Linked DNA regions of Homo sapiens: region 2 is linked to region 1. Evidence: read pairs that join two places in POLR2A ChIA-PET (ENCODE). Cell type or tissue: OCI-LY7. All regions are shown on one strand.

Region 1 (2,500 bases):
GCTTTAATAACATCTTTGCATGGTACGCCCTTAGAATTAATTCCTGCAGTAGAATTATTGGGTCAAACTGTTCACAAATTTGAAATTTTGATACATATTGTTAAATTTCCCTATCGTTTTTGGTATGTGAATTGTTGCTTTATATTATTTACTGAATTTTCCATGGAATTCTTATTTTCTTTATTGATTTTAAAGACTTCTTCAGCTATCAAGTCAGGTTATGAACCTTTTAACATATGTGGTAAAGATATTCTGCTAGAATATCTTTTAAAGCTTTGTATATGGTATCTAACTTCAGACATTTAAATTTTTATATATTTTGATTTATTAGCTTTTTCTTGTGGTTTCTGGAATTTTATGTCATCTTTGGGAAAGTTTTTCACATTCTAAGATTACAAAAATATTAACCCTTACTTTGTTTTAGAATGTTTTATTATTTTTTCTTTCTCAATATTTAATCTATCATGTATTTGTCTTGGTGTTAAGAGTAAGGTAGCAATCGAGCTTTATATTTTTCTAACAACCAAGGGTTTAAAAAATACATAATTAATTTAGAATTACCAAATCTTAATAGCTTATAGTACCTAAAAGTGGCTTGTTTTTACAGATAGAAACTTTCCACTTCAAACTCTGAGTTTTAATGTTTTTCGGCTTTTAAAACCTCTAGAAAGAAACTGTGAACAGAACACCGTATTGGTTTTGGCATTAACCTTAATGCATCTCAAATAGGCTGATTCTACAGAATTTGATCCAAAGTACTTCTATGTCTTGATCCTTTTTTTGCCAAGCAAAATTGATTGTTTCTAACCAAAAGGCCTTTAGTGCTAGACTGAAAGAAAAGTAAGGTGGTCCTTCTGTGCTGGTTGTATTTTATATAATTTGGCATCAAGTACAATGCTTTTTATTTTTCTCTTTAGTTTCTTTCTTTTCTCTAGCCTTTGATGGTCCAGGCCTCTTGTTGCTAGGGGGCTTTTTGGGAGACAAATTCAAATCCTTACTGTCTAGCTCATTGTTATTGTATCTTTTAGTGAGTTCCTTTTTTCATGGTAGTTCAATAAGTGGTTACCAGGGGTCTTTCTTTGACAGTTATTACTAGCTTCTCTTGTATAGTGGGATTTAGCTGTGGGTTGATTTGTTGTGCTGGTATGTTTTCAACTGCAGCGATGCATTGCTCTATCACATGGATTCTTTTTATAGCTTCATTAGAGGTGTTTTAGTTCCTCTTTTGAATATTTATCTGAGTATCTTAGTACCTTGGCAGTCACACTATCCTAAATTATTATAGTGCCTTCTAAAGTAGATTTTGTCATTGAGGCTTATGTTTAGGTCAGGCTTGCAGGCAGGGAGACAGATTATGCCATTGTGGTTGAGAGGCATATAGTGGTTAAAACCACTGGAGTTATTCTGTTAGGGCTCATAGCCTATCTTCTCCACCTATTATGCCACCTGTCTAACCCTTGATTGTCTTATCTGTCAAACATGGTAAAGTCATACCTCTTTCATAGGGCTGTCGTGAGTATCAAATGAGATGCAGGTTGCGTAATCCCAAATCCAAAAATCCAAAATCCAAAACACTTCTGGTCCCAGGCATCTTGGATAAGGGATACTAAACCTGTAATGCACGTAAAGCACCTTTAGGACAATGGTCCTTACTGCTGGCCTGCAATAAGCACTTAATAAATGTTATTATTTTCTTCTTTTTTGGTGTTGGTTTGCTCTTCTATAATGTTACAATGCTATTTTGTTAACCTTCTAGTTGTAAAAACACACTCATTATAGAAAGTTTAGAGACTGAAGAAAAGCTTAAAGAAGAAAATGTCTCTTACAACTCTTCCACCCCCCCCAGCAATAATAATTACATTTTAACATTTCCTTCCAGTTTTTTAATACTTAGATATTATTTTACACAGCTGAGATCATTCTGCATGCATAATAAATCTTGATTTTTTTTCACTTAACATATCTTAAACATTTTCTCATATCATTAAAAACACTTGTGAAATCATTTTTAAGGGTCACATAGTAGCCCATCACATTACATTCTTTTGATTGATTTAATCATCCTCTTTTTACTTGGCATTTAACATTTGGGGCTTTTTTGGTTGGAGTTGGGTTGTTTTCAGGTCGTTCTAATATATTAAGCCAGGCTTTTTTCTTGTCAACAGGAGGTTTGGGGATTGAGTCTTTGTGATTGTTTTTATTGTTGCATTTTTTTGCCTGTTGAGTGTGTGAATTAAGCTGGGGTTTTAACCATCAGCACCTGCGCTCTCAGACTCTTGCCACCACCTTTCTGGACAATCTCCATGCTCTGCTTTTTAAACTTTTTCTGATGAGTTTCTTTTCTTCTGTGCTAGAAGAAAGATGAATGGAGACTATGTTTGGTGTTTAGGTTTCTGACCCGGCAGTGCCATGTGAATGCCCAGTAGCTAGCCAAGGTCAACAGCACTGCCTGTTAATGGCTTTTTACTGAAGTAGTCCTGTCGAGCAGTTTCTGGTGAGA
Region 2 (2,500 bases), 80 kb before region 1:
AAAAGCACTTAGATTGTTTCAAAGATGTATTCGAGCCGTCATATGCTAAATGACGAGTTAATGGGTGCAGCACACCAGCATGGCACATGTATACATATGTAACTAACCTGCACATTGTGCACATGTACCCTAAAACTTAAAGTATAATAATAATTAAAAAAAAAGAAAAAAAAAGTTTGTCAAAGTATTATCAGAGGTTTGCAGCTGTCTATCTCAAGGCAGTGGCAATTTCCTTTGTTATGCTGTGGTCCCTGAAGTAGTTGAAATAGTGACTTTTGCATTTTGTAAACCACAGAGAGTCAACACTTCAAAGAAACATACTTGATCTTCCTTTGTATAAGCTGTTTATACAACTTTGATTATACTTGAGAAGTGAGGTATTGTCCAATGTTTATACAATTACAATTCAGGACTTTACCAAAAAAACCCTGGCATATGAGATGTTCGTTCTGACTTCTGAGTTTATAGAAGTTTCAGTTCTGAAGTTTAAGAGGAGTTTCACTTCATCCCTTTTCATTTTGAAGGTAGGAGTTTTTATGATGTCATTGGTATTTAATTTTTAGGACCTTTTGATTTTCAAAGGTCACTGTGATCATTTTGTTCTGTTGATATCAAGTTAAGGCAGTTTTGACTTGGAGCAGTTCTCCATTTCTCTAGTTTATAGTCCTTGATATTCATAAACTATAAGATTGTCCTTCTGAGATCAGTGTTTATTGGTAGATACACTTGATGTGGTCAGGGTTTTTGTTGGTTTGTTTTATTTTTTGTCTTCTAATTTTAATCTGTTTTATTTAGGAAGGTACACATTTGTGTGTGTGTGTGTGTGTGTGTATGTGTGTGTATTTAAGTCTTTTGTTGTAATAATTGATATTATCCAGCTAGTCTAAACCTTTTTTTTTCTACAAAGAGGTCTCCAGTGTGACTACTTCCATATTTCACCGTTTCCTCAGCTCTCTATTCTTTGTTGTTCTTTGTAGTTTCAGGAAGCCATTGTGTAGACTACACACACACACACACACACACACACACACACACACACACACATATTCCTTGGCAAGTTCCTTCTTTAAGCTCATTAGTAATTTTCAGAGATCTCAGAGTTTTAAAAAAATGTTAATTTATAACCTCCCATGTTTGTTATGATTGTCTAGCATAGTCAGAAATCTGAATTATCTGGAAATTGTGAGCAGCCAAGTACCTTTGATTTTTGGGACTAGTCAAAGGTATGTATCTACTCATAGGAAGGTCTTTGTGAGAATATCTGAAACTCACAGCTGCCTAGTGATTTTTCACTTTTGATCATATCTAAATGTACACTTTCCACTTTCTGTTTCTGTGATACCTACAGAATTTATGTGTTTTGACAAACTTACAAAAAACTTGCTAATGGAAGAGCAAAGGTTTCCCGTGTCTTCCTTAGTCTGCAGTCCAATTCATAGTTATGTTTCAATTCATAGTTACCTTACATTAAACACCTTTTCTGAAGAGATAATTACATCATTTTAATTCATGAAATCTCAAGATTTAAATAGATTTTGAAGGATACATCGAATGCTTGAATCTACAGCATTTCAGCCACATGACTTTTTTTTTTTTTTTTTTTTTTTTTGAGACAGTCTCTCTCTGTCACCCAAGCTTGAGCGTAGTGGCGCAATTTCGGTTCACTGCAAACTCTGCCTCCTGGGTTCACGCCATTCTTATGCTTCAGCGTCCTGAGTAGCTGGGATTACAGGCATGCGTTACCACGCCCAGCTAATTTTTTTGTATTTTTAGTGGAGACGGGGTTTCACCATGTTAGCCAGGATGGTCTCGATCTCCTGATCTCGTGATCTGCCTGTATCGGCCTCCCAAGAAACCTTGTTTCTTAAAACAGTCTTAACTAGTGAAGTCTGTATAGAGAAGTTCCTGAGATGCTAATTATAAAAAAAAGATATATTTTATGTTCTAGTTCCTAGCAAATAAAATGTATTTTGTGTTTATATTTCTTTATTCACAGGCAGCTGAAAAAGTTGGATGAAGATAGTTTAACCAAACAACCAGAAGAAGTATTTGATGTCTTAGAGAAACTTGGAGAAGGGTGAGTGTAAAGAAACTATAGGTAGGTCATTGGGTCCCAGTCTTTTTCCTGCCCCAGAAGAAGCAGAAGGATATGAACCTTTCAGCATTGTTCTAGGTGGGGTGGAAGGTAAATTTACAGCTTGTGATGTCCTTCTTCGCTTTACTCCAATCCCTATTATAGACAGATTTAGTGATTCCTGGTCTTTTTAACACGAAGAATATCTATTGTTTTCTCTTTTGTAGGATCTGTATGATTTTATCTACTTAACAGATAGCACTAATTAGATTAAAATTCTATAAGAAACTTTTTAATTTGCTGTTCATAATTTCTGATTGGTATGCAATAACTGTTTCAATGAAAATCAATGTAATTTAGTATTTTAATATTTGCACCTTTGTGAAATATAGTAAATAAATTAAGCACTATCACCACCTTCACAGC

The links. ChIA-PET counts read pairs that join two places held together with the same protein. Peaks named below come from ENCODE experiments on the same cell type or tissue, not always from the same donor. Only the 100,000 strongest peaks of a DNase experiment are listed, where the experiment ranks them.
Region 2: POLR2A ChIA-PET joins it to region 1 with 24 read pairs; 10 of 35 experiments call an interaction of 5 or more read pairs at or near these places.

What each region holds. Positions count from the first base shown.
Region 1 is chr20:45,050,442-45,052,941 of GRCh38, forward strand. All of the region lies in intron 10 of STK4 (serine/threonine kinase 4), which reads left to right. Among named protein-coding and RNA genes, the nearest start is that of KCNS1, 49 kb to the right of the region's middle. RefSeq lists a silencer at 1,389-1,458. In OCI-LY7, no CTCF peak of the experiment used is centred here; a DNase peak (open chromatin) is centred at 1,170; H3K4me3 peaks cover 1,736 bases; H3K27ac peaks cover 2,500 bases.
Region 2 is chr20:44,970,082-44,972,581 of GRCh38, forward strand. STK4 (serine/threonine kinase 4) reads left to right here. Exons shown (of 11, transcript NM_006282.5): 2 at 1,997-2,077. Among named protein-coding and RNA genes, the nearest start is that of STK4, 4.8 kb to the left of the region's middle. In OCI-LY7, no CTCF peak of the experiment used is centred here; DNase peaks (open chromatin) are centred at 262, 990 and 1,290; H3K4me3 peaks cover 1,929 bases; H3K27ac peaks cover 2,420 bases.